Regions from separate parts of the Homo sapiens genome. Here region 2 is linked to region 1. Evidence: chromatin loops called from intact Hi-C (ENCODE). Cell type or tissue: Calu3. All regions are shown on one strand.

Region 1 (8,000 bases):
TATCAGATCCTCAGCACAAAGCTAGGTCCCTCCACTTTGGTCAGTTGTGCCCTGCTCTCACCACCCCTTTCCTTGCCATCAGCCCTCATAGTGTCAAAGAAAACACTCTTTGATTTGAACCCTTCCCTCTCATTTTCAAAACTATTTGTCAGGAAAGCTGCTGCTATTATCCTTTAAAATATGTATGAATTATAGTAACCTTCTCAGATGTATCTTTCTCTCTTTTTTTGGGGGGGGGGTGGCGTTTAACTATTGTTTAATCTTGGAAAAGTGAGCTTATTTATTTATTTATCTTAGACGGAGTCTCGCTTTGCCACCAGGCTGGAGTGCAGTGGCGCGATCTCGACTGACTGCAATCTCCACCTCCCGGGTTCAAGTGATTCCCCTGCCTCAGCCCCCTGAGTTGCTGGGACTACAGGCACATACCACCATGCCCGGCTAATTTTTTTGTATTTTAGTAGAGACGGGGTTTCACCATGTTGGCCAGGATGGTCTCGATATTCTGACCTCATGATCCGCTTGCCTCGGCCTCCCAAAGTGCTGGGATGCCAGGCATAAGCCACCGCACCGGGTCGAGCATCTTTATTTTAAATCTCACATAAAGATAGGTTTGGGGTTGGGTAATCGGAGAATGACAATCAGATTTACTTAGGCAAAATTAATAAATTTTAATCTGGGAATATTTCCTCTGCTCTTATTTATTAATTTGTTTATATATCAGTATTGCATTCCACCCTACAAAGTATTCATAGCAACTTACTCAGTATGGCTCTATTAAAATAGTAAAGTATAAATTAAAAATATTTAATATTCAGAAACTAGGACAATATAAATTAGAATAGAAGGTTAAGATCACAGAGAACAATACAACCTCGAAATGGAGATCATAAGGGAAGATACGACATTGAAATAATGAAATTACACAATTCATATCATTAACCAGTAGTCAAAAATGTCATAGTCATCCTTATATTTGACTAAGAGTTCATGGAATTATACACAGAACCTGCCACATGATAGAAATTTTGCGAATATTTCTTGAATGGTGTGAGAAAAATGAGCCTCCAAGAGGTGCAATGATTTGTGAAGGTCACCCAACTGGTTAGCAACAGAGGCCAGATTCAGGTTCTATGGCTCCTGATCCTAATTCGTCGCCCTTTTGAGGGATCACAACTCACACTTACTCAACAGGAGAAACGTACAGTATATGAGGCTTTTTATTTCTGGGATACTTCTATTGAGCTCCCCAGCACTTGAGAAGTGGGCATTGTTTCCCCGTATTGCAGATGAGAAGTGACTTACACAAGGTGACACAACTTATAAGGAACATAGTAAGCATTTGAATTCTGGTGGTTTCACTTTATGTCCAGTGTTCATTCCATCATAACCTAGGTCTTTCTCTTTTGCACTGTTCCCAAAGTTGCAAAACTAAAAATAAAAACAGAAATGCAGTATTTCCAAATTAGGGCATTAAACATCTATGGGTGATCTGTGAGGTGATATTTTCAACTTCTTATGACAGGGAAAGGAACTCAAGGAAGTCCGCTGGTCAGTAACTCTTGCAGACTCTTGGAACAAATGCCATGATATTTGCTTTAATTAAAGAGCATTTAAGTTCTGAATGTCCACTCAGGGCTGATTTCAGGCTAAGCCTGTGTGTCTTGGTGTGCAGAGCACGTGCAAAGGAGTCAAGAAATGCCCTTGGCCATGTCACCAGGGCTGCTTAGTGGCACCATCAATGCAGCTGTCTCCAACTGGTTATTCCTTTTCTTAAGGACACTGCTGGGGAGGGATGTGCTGATGTGTTTGTGTGTGTGTGTGTGTGTTTGTGTGTGTGTACTAGTGTGATTTTTTTTCCCCCAATGGCTGTCATGCGTTTTATGATCTTCACAGATGTAAGACTTCACCATGAAGAGAAGGGAGGGGAGAAAGGCTATTATTTGGGAGAGGGGGAGAATAGGTGAAATGGATGGGAGGCAGGAAGCAGAATTGTGTAGATTTAATTGGCCTCGTTTTATAGCAGTTAGCTCTGTTTTCACGGGGTAGCGATGAATAGGCCCATAACGGTGAACTGTTTTTCACTATTATTAGTCCAGGAGATGAAAGTTTCATTGTTATTCTTCCTTGGAGCTCAGGAGGCCACTCCAAATATTAACTCATTTTAGCCTCAGGGACTCAGAATTTCAGTGGAACCATTTGAACTTGGCTCAGTTTATAATAATGATCCCGTATGTTTGTAAAGTGATTCAGCTTACAAAGCATTGCACCATCTTATCCCAACTGCTGTTTGAGCTTCAAAATAATCCTACAAAGTATCCAGTGAAGATGATTATTCCCATTTTCTTAACAAGGAAACTGAGGCCCAGGGAAGTTAAATGGGTTTCTAGACACACAGGCAATACCAGACTTAGAAAGGAAGAAAAGGACACCACTATTTGCTGATTGTCAACTCTATGCCACCCACTGTGTTGAAAGAAGACTCTAAATCCCAGAGAGAGGTTTTATTTGGCCTGAAGTCATTCCATGCAGGACCCGCCAATGACTGCGGGGCTAGAATCAGAAACTGAGCCTGCTTGCCACTAAACTAGTGCTGCCTTCCACAAACTCTCTGTGAATCACAGCCATGGCGCAAGCTTTGAAGGGAGAAAGACGTCGGCACTGATTACCCCAAACCACTGACAAATCAAACATTATGGAAATCAGGACTCACCACTGAATAATAACTCACATGTGTAAGGCATTTGCAAAGGCGCTTTGCAGTCGATGCTTCTTTAACCCTCACAACAATCTTATGAGCTAGATAGTATTATTATTCCATTTCACAAATGAGGAAGAGGAGGCTCAGCAAGGGGAGTAACTCATCTAAGGCCACACAGTTAGTGGGTGGCAGAGCTGGAGTTCTAACACAGCCCTGTCTGACTCTTAAAGAGGGCCCCTGTTGAATTCCTGTTTCCCACAGGCTAATTCCTGTTTCAGTTAGGACATTTCTGTGGTCCTATGTCTTAAATTTAACCTACCCCCATCCTACCCTCATAACCTGCAACATAAAGTTCAAACTGCTCAGCCCAAAGTTCAAAATCCTCCAGTTTTTCAAAATCGTCTCCCTTTACCTTTCAGGACACACCTCAGACTCCAGCTATGTGCCAGTGGATGCTTTTTCTCTGACTCCCCCTGAGTCCCTGCTGCCATTGATCTTTGATTTTCCAGTTCGTTGTATCTAAAGCAGCATTTTCTTCCTGCTTCCTCTTTGAGTTCCTCTTTTAAGGATCACCTTCAATGCCATCAGTTCCATATACCCTTTTAGGACCCTGGTATTAGGTGTGCTGGACCCCTGTATGCTCTCTTATGGCCCAGATTGTAATGCTTCTCTTGTCTCCCTCATTCCTCCCCTGATCCCTCCTTGAATGACCAGGCAGGGTCTCATTGCTTCATCCTCAGACTGACCATGGTGACTGACACACATTGGGCACACAGTAGACATAAAATGAGCATTGTCTTTAGGTACACAAACACTGACAAGTACCATAATACGTAAGTGGCTTCGCATCATTCCTGCCCTTGATGTGGTAGAACTATTCAGGGCTTTGAAATCAGATCGATCCGAGTTCAAATTCCAGCATACCTACTTCTGCACTACGTAACCTTGGGCAATTACTTATTCGGGCCTCCTGATCCTCAGTTTTGTCCTCTGTTGAAATCATGACAGCGCCACCTTTCTTGCAGAGGCAGTAACTGTGAGATTGAATAAGACAGAGAACAAGCATTCAAGACAGTGCTTGGCACAAAGAGAGCGCTTAGGGAATGTTCATTGTTAGGCAGAGCTATTATTATTGTCGTAGTTTATAATATCTCCCAGCAATGAGATCGGATTTCCTTTGGATTTAGGAGTGCATGCAATTGTGTTGCTTTAGAGTTTACCTCCTTGCCTTGACTAACACTTTACTCTTCTGTTTCACTTCTGCCATTTCCCATGTTTGTATCACTGTTGCTGGTATTATGTATTTAGAGTTGTGGCTTCGTAAACTGTTTCTTAAAATATTCCTGTGCTCTAAGAGGCAGCATACTGGGGAAAGAACACTAGGAAGAAAAGAGAAGGGGAGACAGGGAACAGGGGTGGAATCTGTTCCTTAAGAAATCCACTTAACCTCCCTGGGACTTGTTTGTGTTATCTGCAGATTGAGGAATATTTGGCAAGACAGGGTGTAAAATCGCTTGCAGCTTCAATGCACTGCATTTAAAAACCTGTTACTTTCCTATCTTGAGACACCAAAATGCTCTTAGACTTGAAGATGACTATGTATGCAAGTGCATCCCTCCCACCCTCCTTCCCAAACAAACACACACACAAACACAAACACACCCCAAATGCTCTGAGAAAACCCATGGTTTTGTTGTTTGAACATGTTGTTTTCTTTAACCAAGTGGTTGTTTGCAAACGTTTTCTGATTGTAACAGCAGTGAGGGCACCTCTCTTAGAGAAGACTGAGTTCTTTCTCTTTGAAAGATGCTGTTTACTGAAATAAATTCCACCTCCTTCTTTGTTTGGCTTTTTCTTTGTAAACAATCAAAACCAACTGGCAAAGTCGGGGAGCTTGTTTTAGTCCATTGTGGCATCTGGCTTGATTTCTTTTTTTTTTCCTCCTAATCTGAAGTACAGACACTATTGTGAGCCCCAAATTCCTTTGCAAGAGGCAATTAGTTCCGTAAGCATTTACCAGTGGTGCACCATGCACCAAGCACTGTGGGGAAAAAGAAAGATCCTTTTGTTGTTGAGCTCAGGAACAAGGAGGGTCAGGGCTGGGAGGAGCATTAGAAACCATCTAGTCCAGGGTCCCATATGTGTTTTCACAGAATGCTTGTGCCATGAGTAGTGCCTCAGAAAATGCCTAGGTGGCTGATGACGTTGGAAGAAAATAAAAGGTATACATAGCTTACATAGACTCTAATCAGGATTCATAATGCACCTGAGTATATAAAAATTTCTGAAATCTGCAGTTTAAAAATTATCTTCAATTTTGCTTAATTCTGAGCCTACCAAATATATATGATGAGGTAACTGGTGTGCATGTACGTGTGCATGTGTAAGCATGTGTGTGTGGGTAACGCTAATTAACCACAGAGTGAATTTGTACCCAGGCATTTTGGATACAAAAACCCCACCCACTCCCTACTTCACCAGCTGTACCTGCTAAAAAGTTGGCAATCGAGGTGGAACCCACCAGCTGCATCTGGCTCACTCGCTTTTGGGGTTTGGCATTTGTAGTCTTAGAACCAGGATGCTTTACATTTTTGAACTATTTACCAACATTTAGAAGTTGGGAGTTTTCTTATAAAAAGCCAAGATTCTTGCAAAATTGGGAGATCTGGCAATACTGGGCCACAATTTATCATGGTGACAGCAGGAACACAGCTGTTCCCCTTGGAGAGCACACTGGCTCTCCAGCTCACCACATTCCTGCCCAGGTTGACTCCACTAGCTGGTGTCATAGGCTTGGTCCTTGTAGGCATTTGAGCTGACAACCCCTGGTTCAAAGCACATCCTAACGAGGCCATATCTTTTCTCCTTGTATTCTCTTGCTTTTCATTCTCAAGAGGTGATTGGTGTCTTTGATGAGGGCATCTTTTGGCAGATGAAACCCAATGGCTTCCTGACATAGATGAACCACTGGCTATTACAAGAAAAGAGAAAATATATTAAGAGTATATTTTGTGTTGACCTGTGTTTTTAGCAAGGATTTCCTTATTTAATCTTCGTAACAAACACAATGTGGGTATTAGGATACTACTTTTTGAGATAAATTGAAGCCCAGAGTGATAGGTATAACTTGCCCAAAATTATATAGTTTATAAGTTAAAAAGCTAGGGTTTGAATACAGAAAAGATGCTCTTAACCACTATACTACATTTCATAAAGAATTGTTTTACATAAGCAACATCATTTTATTTTTTGAAACATTTTATTTTGAACTAATTTTAGACTTACAGACAAGTGGAAAAAATAATACAAAGAATTCTGTTATCTACCTGTTCCACCTAATGTTAATATCTTAAATAACCATAGTACAATTATCAAGTGATGAAAATGAACATTTGGTACAATATAATTAACTCAACTACAGGCCTTTTTCTAATTTCACCCATTTTAACACAAATGTTTTTCCCTGTCTGTTCCAGGATCTTGTCTAAGATCTCAGATTGCATCCAGCTGTTATTTCTCCTTTGTCTCTTCCAGTTTGCAGCAGTTCTGCTTTCGTTGTCTTCATGAGCTTCACAGTTTTAATAAATACTGATTAGGTATTCTATAGAATGTCTCTCAATTTGGGTATGTCTAGTATTTTCTCATGATAGGAATGAGGTTATACATGTTTGTAGCAATACTAAGAAAAAATGTTGTGTCCCTCTTACATCTAGGAGTTTATGCTATTGATTTGTATTATTGCTGGTAATGTATTTTTTCTTGAAATACAGAATAATCCCTGCATTTTTTTTTAATTTTTTGCTGGTAATGTATTTTAATCACTGGGTTAAGTTGGTATCTGCTGGGTTTCTCTACTATAAAGTTACCATTTTTTCTTTGCAGTTGATACATTTCTTGGAAAAGATAATTGGAAATTATGCAAATCTTCTTTCTCCTCAAACTTTTGTCTACTAATTTTAGCATCTTTTCGTTGACTTTATCTGCAACATTGTGCTTTTATTGCTTTTAGAAAAAGAATTACAAAATGAATAGAATATACTAGAAGATTACAGTAAGAATCAAGATTTTAATGCAAAATATTTGAAAGCTACTTCTTTACTTAATAATAAATATTGCCTTTGATTTCATAATGGAGTTAACATCATAATTTCGCATGAATAAATTTTGAGACTATGAGCAAACACTTATAATTCAGAATCTATTTTCTTATTTTTAATAGGGACAACAATAATAATTGAAAATATTGCTGCAGAAATAGAAAGTCATTAAGAGTAGCTGCTCTAGTCAGACTACCTGGGCTGGGAAGCGTGAAAATGTCACTCACTAACTATGGGTCTTTTAGTAGGTTATGTAACTAGTTATGCCTCAGTTTCTCATGGAACCAACGTGAAGCTTAAATAAGATAATAGATGTCAAATACTTAGCACAGCCCCTGGCATATAGTAAGTGATTGACATATATTCATTAAATTTGAATTTAATGTATTCAACCACTAACCTTAGATGTAACACTTAAGAAATATAAAGGGTCTGCAATTTTTCCCTGCTTGCAAAGTAATACAGGTTACTCTGCCTGTTTCATGGATGCTGACAGAAGTCACAAGACTCTGAGACCAGAGACAAAGGACTTTTACCCATCATACAGCAAACAGCATGAGCTTCTTGTTCTCATCGGCAACGCTTGTCTTCCAAATACCATGAGGGCGATATAGAGTGGCCCACATAGAGGGGTTTCTTCACTAATGAGGAATCCTGAGCTTGGGAAATCTTTCTCTTTTATATTGGAAAGCAAAAATCCTGCTCTCTACTCCAGAGAAAGACACCGTCTCTGTCTTCTGAGGTTGTTTACTATATAAGTATCCTTGAAAACATAGCCCAGAACAAAAGATGTCAGTGCCTTTGCTCAGAAGACATGTGGGAACAGGAGAGAACCATGGAGAATTGTCTCCTAACAGCACTGAGCAATGTTTGATGCTTTCTTTGTAAAACAGCAAATTGATCTGTAGGGATTTTTACCAGCTTTCCAGAAAAGGACAGAAATTAGTATATTTAGTTAATTCTGTAATGACTCCTGTTTTCTTAAGACTCTTCGTTTCATTTGCTACTGTATTTCAGCTTCTGTAGAGCTTTCCAATATATAAATCCTACATTAATGCTTTTTTTCCTTCTAACAAGGCAATGTAAGATTCCAACCACTGATTCTAGGCTGATTCTTAATTGTGTCTCAGAGCAACCAGCTCCTGAATCAATGTTCTATCTTGTCCATATGGAGAAAACTATCTTCTCTATATATTTGAGATGGG
Region 2 (8,000 bases), 140 kb before region 1:
TAAATAAAGGAAATGATAAAACTTACCACAGAGGACTATTTTGAGAATGAAATGATATATCATCTAGATCAAGAACTGTGGCATTTGAAATGGTCAGGGAGGTCTTTCCTGAAAGGTGATACTCACAATTATTCAGAGATGGTCAAATCTGGAGAGCCTGGGGATGCTGGCTCAGAAAGGCTGCATGAGATATTTAGTCAGTTTTGGGGCTGATGGCTGAAAGATAATCTTGAAAAATCGGAATGGATTGTGGTACAGCAGGGAGAGGCCATAATCTTTTCTCGCCCTCTTTCTTACCTCTGGAGACTTCTATCCACATCTGGCTTAGGTCATCAGGCAAAATTAATGTGTTGGTTTCACCCTGCTGACATCTGTTTCTGTCAGTGCAAGCCCTCAGCAGCTTGGGTGCAAATGAGCACAAGTGTCGGCCCTTTCCCCAGGGAGACCCAAACAATGTGCCTGAATTGGGAAGGAGATTTGGGCATGAGTGAGATACCATTTCATGATGCTGTCTGAAAATATATTGAGTCCACTAAAGGACAAAATTTGGGCAAGTGCTACTTCTGCATTTTATGGCAAGTGTCAAACCTCTTGCCTTGCAAATAGTAGCAAAACAAATCAAAGACAACTGCTTTGGTTCCTTTCTTATTCAAAGTGGAAAAAGTTGGATAAAAGATTATCAGTGATGGTCGGGTGCTGTGGCTCATGCCTGTAATCCCAGCACTTTGGGAAGCTGAGGTGGGCAGATCACCTGAGGTCAGGAGTTTGAGACCAGCCTAGCCAACATGGTAAAACCCATCTCTAAAATACAAAAATTAGCCAGGCATGGTGGCTCATGCCTGTAATCCTAGCTACTCAGGAGGCTGAGGCATGAGAATCACTTGAACCTAGGAGGCAGAGGTTGCAATGAGCTGAGATCACATTGCTGCATTCCAGCCTGGATGAAAGAGTGAGACTCTGTCTCAAAAACAAACAAACAAACAAACAAAAAAACTGTCAATGATAATAACTATCCTGTTACAAATGTACACACCCTTTTTCTCTGAAAGTAGCTATTCATTTTCTCATTTGATCCTCACAGCAAGTCCTGGGGGTAGATAGGGCAGGTATTAACCCTATTTCATAGCTAAGAAAAGAAATACTTAAGTTCACGAGGGTTAAATTCCTATCCAAGGTCACCAGCTAAGAAGTAGGAGATGTGGGTCTTGACCCTAGTCTTCTGATTCCAAATCCTCATTGAGTGACGCAAGCTGTTTTCTCCTCCACGTCTTTGCTCATGTTGTCCCTTCTGCCTGAAACAACTTAAAGCAAAGAAAGAACTTTCTAACAGCCACATTATCCAAAGAAGGAATGAGGTAATGAGCTCCTCATTGCTGGAGAAGGGTAAGCAGAGGGGAAACCAATTGGCAGGGATATTGCAGATGAGATCCAACTATTGAATTGTAGATTGGACCTGACAGTCCTAAAGTCCCTTCCAAACCTGTGATTCAGTATCATTAGCCTAAAAGTACTAAAGCTAGCATATAATCTCTGGACATGGAAGCCAGGCTGAGAGAGCAGAGTGTGGAATATGGATTCTGAACCAGAGGGAACCCTTCAATTCACATAATCTCAGAACATCATAGCCAGAGGGGGCCTTGGCCCAGGTCCCTGGGCCAACTGTCAAACTCCCCTCCCAACAATTACCATTGTGCTAATTAGGACAGCCCCAGCAATCTGAAAAAGAAGAATTTCAAGGACTGTTCTGGCTCTGAATATCTGGAAAAAGGTGCATCTTGGTGGCTCCTGGAGTAGACCAGTCGGGGAGGAAGTTCTAGGAGGGACTCTTACAGAGACCAGCTGGACTAGAGCTTCTCTTGACTCCAAAGACACTTGACCTCAAATTTAGCTTGGTCACTTAACAAGGCTGTTGGGAGAAACAATTCACTTCAAAACTTAACCAGTGAAACACATGTACATGCTATCAACTGGTGAGCAATGGGCCAAACCAACCCCTGCTACTGATTCTTGGAGCAGAGGCAAAAGGGGCAGGGCATGGACTGATACACTTTAGAGTTGCATAGCTTTGAGTTAAAATTCTGGTTCTGTCACTGTTTTTTTTTTTTTTTTTTTTTTTTTTCAGAGACAGGGTCCTTCTCTGTCACCGAAGCTGGAGTGCAATGGCGCATTCATAGCTCACTGCATCCTTCAACTCCTGGACTCAAGTGATCTTCCTGCATCAGCCTCCCAAGTAGCTGGGATTACAGACATCTGCCACCACACCTGGCTCATTTTTTAATTGTTATTTTTTGTAGAGATGGGGCCTTGGTGTTTCTCAGGCTGGTCTCAAATTTCTGGTCTCAACCAATCCTCCTGCCTGGGCCTCCCAAAATGCTGGGATTACAGGTGTGAGCCACTGTGTTCAGCCTCTGTCACTGTCTTGTAAAGTGACTCTGCAAATTAGTCACCTGTCTTTCCCTGTTTTCTTATCTATAATTTGGGAATTATGTAGGCACCCCTCTCAGAGAAATGAGTAAAATAACAGATATATATATATTCACATGGTACAAAATAGGTGTTTAATAAATCCCAATTTGTTGACCAAGTGCCGTGGCTCATGCCTGTAATCCCACCACTTTGGGAGTCCAAAGCAGATAAATCACTTGAGGTCAGGAGTTCAAGACCAGCCTGGCCAACATGACAAAACCCCGTCTCTACTTAAAATACAAAAATTAGCTGGGTGTGATGGTGCATGCCTGTAATCCCAGCTACTCAGGAGGCTGAGGCATGAGAATCTTTGAACCTGAGGGGTGGAGGTTGCAGTGAGCCGAGATCGCACCACTGTGCTCCAGCCTGGGTGACAGTGAGACTCTGTCTCAAAAAAAAAAAAAAAAAAAAGAAAAGAAAAGAAAAAAAAATCCCAATTGGCTGCTACCATCCCAGGTAGTATCAGCGTGTCCAATTACTGAAATATAAATGTTGTATAACATTTAAAGATACATGAAAACACTCGGAAAAAAAAATTTAAGAAATTGCCTACTGTTTTCTTAGATATTTGAGTGAGACCCAAGGGCTAACATTTATTATCCATCATTCAGTACAATTTGAAACAAAACAATGGGAGCCTGTGGGTCATTAATTTGGTTCAAGGGGTTATCGTGCCCAAGTCTAACTCAGTGTTCTTCACAGCTTTGCCCAACACTGGGTTTTCCCCTGCACTCTCCACCCCACGCCCCCTGTCAACATGACTGATGAATTCAATATCCCCCTCTTTCCAGCTGACGAGTCATTGAGCTGACTCCAATCAGCAGGATCCCCTGGTCGCCTGACTCAGGCCTCCCCAGTCAGAGGTAGAGTCTGCGGTGGACAGACAGACAGGTCTGGAGAGGCTGGTAAGTAAGAACTCCCCGAGTGCCTCCGCCAAGAACCGATTTGAAGAGGTTGCCATTCACTCTGTCAGGCTGCGTGTGGGATTCATCAGGACCCAGCCTCGCTTTCTTTCACCCCGCATCAATGTGCCCTAAAGGATTTTTCTTTAAACCTGATTGCTTGGAAGGCATTGTAAGTCCACTGCTTTGTGATTCATCAATCCATGACAGCTCATTATTCCAGAAGCATTTAGGCCCCAAACCAGGAGAGAGGGAAAGGTTTCTTGGTGCCATAACGGGACAAAGGTTCACTGGCTTATTGATTCATGTCACAAATATTTACTCAGCCTGCTATTTAACTATGGAGATGAACTAGGAGGTGGATATTTGCTGGTGGGCCTCACTGTAAAGAAATCCCACTCAACAAAGTAGAGTCCAGAAATTCTGACTTAAGTACTATTAATATTGAACTTCTGAGAAAAGCATTTTACATACATCACCTGACTGACTCTATGATGTCTCTGTATGTAATACAGTATCTTTATTTTACACATGAGAAAACGGAGGCTCACAGGGGCTCAGTGGCTTATTCAAGTTCCATAGCTAGAAGGCAGCAGAAATGGGATTCAACCTGTCTGACTCCAAATCCCATGCACGTAACCATTTTTTACTGCATTACTTGTTCCCACATTTTTTTTTAGTTGTTGATAGGTTAAAAGGAAAACAAAGCTGTTTATGGAAGCATTTGAAAAATATAATGCTCTCAGTTGTAAGAGAATACTGTAGTATTGAGTTATCTGGAATTGCATGGGATGTAACATTCAATGGACAATGGAGCATTTGGTGGCCTGACCTCTCTTCCAAGTTCAGGAGGCCTCTCAAGTTTCAGTCATCAAGGCTCCCCTGGAGCACTGGGATTCTGAACTATTTCCTTATGTACTTCTCCTGGGCTGAGGCTCCTGAGTGTGGCTGAACCTGGTGGCACTCTTCTGCCACATAGAGATGAGGTCAGCCTGGACACTGCCCTGGGGTTTTAATCTAAATAACCACTGGATTAGGCTGCATTCAAGCTGGCAAAAATGTTTATTTCTTATATCTACTTGAAGTAAGCTTCCTTTCCAACAGCCCCCACTAAAAGAGAAGGGATAGAGGGCTTGTCTGTGTTCAGAGAAATCTCTCTTGTATTCATTAGCTGTCGGTAATAGAGGCTGAGTTTTTCAGATCCAAAAGACATGGAGATAGGATATTAAGAGACAATATGGAGTAGCAGAAAATGTATTGAGCTGGGAGTCTTACTCTAGGTCAGAGTCCCTTGTATTCAATACTTCACTCACTGTGTCACTTTGGGCAAGTTGCTTAACTTCTCTGTTTTCATTTTTACATCTATAAAATGGAGATGATAATACTTCTTTATCTTACAGAGTTATTGTGCAGGTCATATATAATAATAATTTTATTCATTCATTCATTCATTCAGTGACTGCTAGAAACTTGATATAATGATGAATAAGACAGTCATAGTCTATGCTCATGAAGCTTACAGTCTAGTGGGAGAGATAGATATAAATCAATCTTGATGGAGAAGTAGTTGTTCAAACAAAAGTTATGAAAAAGTATTATAAGAAAGGAATATAGGGTGCTGTGAGGGCCTATGGCTGAAAGTGTCATTGAAAATGAAACTAGAGGGATGAGTCATAGGTGGTGGAATTAAAGGGGAGAGGAAGGGCATTTTGCTTAAGTAAAGCAGCATGCATGCAGTTGCAATGGAGTTTTGCACAAACCAAGAACGGAGAGAAAGTCAATGTGTAACATGACCATATGGTCCTGTTTTCTGTGGATAGTCCCTTTGTAAACCCAGTGTATTCATTATAGAGCTTTTTTGCATTCCCTAAAGCATCTCTACTGGATGGAGAAATAATAGTCATCTCATTAATGTGGCTGGTGTGTAGTGAGCAAAGTGGGATGTTAGGCTAAACAGGTTCACTTAGATAGATCCAAGCTTTGTAGATCATATTAAGGAGTTTGGTCTTTACTTCAAGAGCAGTAGGCACAAACTGGAGCTTAAAAATTAGATCAGAATACTAGTTAACATTTATTTAGTATTGCTACATGCCTGTATTATGCAATCTGCTTTAGAAGACAGAGGTGCCATTGCAATCTCCACTTTATATACAAGGAAACTGAGCCTTGTACAGATCAAGGGACTTGCCCAGGGCCACATGATGATTAGTGGCGGAGTGCTGATTTAAAGCCAGATGTCATTCCCAAGACTAGGTATTTAATCTCTCTGACACTGACTCCCAGTGTGGAAGCCTTTAGCTATAAATGCATTCTGTTCAAAAGCTACTTCTTTTCTGAGCACTTAGCCAACTTTCATATAGGCATGTTGAAGTAAAGTGAAGCCTTCACAGCAACATCTCCCTACTCTATGAAACAGTAGAACTGAGTGCTAGAACGGACGTCAAAATAGCAGCAATGAAACCCACTGTGGCATCAGTATTTAGGATTCAGGCCCTGGTCCTGCCAGCTGTGACCTGAGTAAAGCCACTTGACTTCTCAGAGTCCATTTGACAACTCTCTAACAGGACAAACCTAGTCCTTTACCAGGAAGAACACACCAAATGTGAAAGGGCCCTGCAAACTGGAAAATGCAATGGTGATAACAACAACCAAACCCAAGAAAAACCTTTGTTAGGAGCTTTCTTCTTACCAAAGGACTGTGTTAAGTGATTTATGGAAATTTTTTTCCATTTACCCTTCAAAATTACCCCACAAAATAGGCACTATTATCATCACCATTTAACACATGTGTAATCTGAGGCCCAGAGAATTAAGTAACTTTTTATTTATTTATTTATTTATTTATTTATTTATTTATTGGAGAGGTGGGGGTCTTGCTATGTTGTTCAGTCTGGTCTTGAACTCCTGGCCTCAAGTAGTCTTCCCACCACAGTACCCCAAAACATTGGGATTATAAGCATGAGCCACTGCGCCTGAAAATAATTAAGTGACTTGTCAAAGGTTACAGGGTTGGTACTAAGAGCCACCAAGCTAGGGTTCTTTGCCATTATATAAGTTATGAAACAGTTTTATGAAAAGTACTATAAGAAAGGAATATAGGGTGATGTGAGGGCCTGTGCCTGAAAGTGTCATTGAAAGTGAAATGGGATGAGTCATAGGTGGTGGAATTAAAGGGGAGAGGAAGGATGTCTTGCTTAAGTAAAGCAGCATGCATGAAGTTGCAAAGGAGTTTTGCACAAACCAAGAATGGAGAGAAGGTCTGTGAAGGTGGTCATATGAACAGGATATAGGCTGTTTTCTGGGGATAGTCCCATTTAAACCCAGAGTCCTTATTAATAGGGCTATTTTGCACTCCCTAAAGCATCTCTACTGGATGGAAAAATAATACAGTCATCTCATTAATGTGGCTGGTGTGTAGTGAGCAAAGTAGAATGTTAGGCTACAAGCTCTGTCCAAAGAGGACAGCATACCACAGATGGCTCTGAACCATTTATCCCGAGAGCTTAAGAGCCCCAAGGATGAGGATGTTCAAGAAGAGAAGTGGAAGGCAGAGAGGCACTGGCTTATGGGAGTCTGTCCAGGAAGAGAAAGTGACCTCAGGTTAAGGCTCACTCACAGGGTGTTGAGGGAGTCCTGAGATGGCCAGGAAGGGCCAGAGAGGAATTGATGATGAGAAGTAAATTTGTTAGGACACAAATGATGGGTTTTGTTTGGAAGATAGATCTCTTTTTTGCTCTGAATAGCATAGTAAATGAGAATATGACTACCATTTTGGTGAGTTCTCAAGTGGATTTTATTGAGGATGGTACAACATTGCTATGTGTTTTCTCTCATCAATCAATCAACAAATGCTGCACAAACCAAGACTCAACTAATGTGATAAGTGCCATATTTTGAGAATTTATTGCCTATCAACTATCATTCCATATTTTTTATACATATTACTCCATTAAACCTTTAAATCAGGCCCTGTTTTACAAATGAAGAAACAGCACAGGAAGTGAAATTCTAAGCCAAAGTTCCCATAGCTGGTGAATGGGTTTGAACCAAAGTTGTTCCACTTCAGAGTTTGCATTCTCAATCACTGGACAAGGTCACCTTCACCGACATATACCAAGTAGAGTGGTCTCAACTCATATTTATAAAGTGCCTGCTCTGTCCTGGGCCCTATGAGTTGCTTTTATATAACTTTATTTAATTTGGCTTTGCCATATAACCCTGGACATGGCACTTAACACTTTTGGTCTATTTCCTCATCTGTAAAACGAGGATAGTAATAGTACTTACCACAGAGGACTGATAAGAGAATTAAGTGAGATAAGTAATGCAAAGCACTTAGTAGAGAGCCTGGCAAGCAGAAAGCACTGGAAAAGTGTTTGCCAAATCAATATTCTGGACAACTGCCTTGTTCTATAGTTGCTTTATCTATTATTCTAATTTTAGCCTGGAGCTGAGAGCCATAAAGAAGGCAGAAGACACTATTTGCTTGCCTCTGGATGACGCAGAAGAGCGACTCTTAGCATCATAGCTACTATTGCTTCTTCTTCCTGATCCCCTGCTGCCTCCTCTTCCTTCTTCTTCATGTACAATAAACTGCACATATTGAAAGCATACAATATGATACGTGTATAT

The links. A loop is a pair of places that touch in the nucleus more often than their neighbours do. Peaks named below come from ENCODE experiments on the same cell type or tissue, not always from the same donor. Only the 100,000 strongest peaks of a DNase experiment are listed, where the experiment ranks them.
Region 2: it touches region 1 in a loop (6-fold over the local background); 2 of 110 quality-filtered maps call a loop at or near these places.

The regions. Positions count from the first base shown.
Region 1 is chr1:56,185,792-56,193,791 of GRCh38, reverse strand. No RefSeq gene overlaps it. Among named protein-coding and RNA genes, the nearest start is that of LINC01767, 230 kb to the left of the region's middle. In Calu3, no CTCF peak of the experiment used is centred here; a DNase peak (open chromatin) is centred at 3,561.
Region 2 is chr1:56,327,664-56,335,663 of GRCh38, reverse strand. It overlaps LOC124904186 (a long non-coding RNA gene), which reads left to right and starts at 3,348. Exons shown (of 4, transcript XR_007066107.1): 1 at 3,348-8,000. RefSeq lists an enhancer at 3,192-3,251. In Calu3, no CTCF peak of the experiment used is centred here; DNase peaks (open chromatin) are centred at 3,283 and 4,303.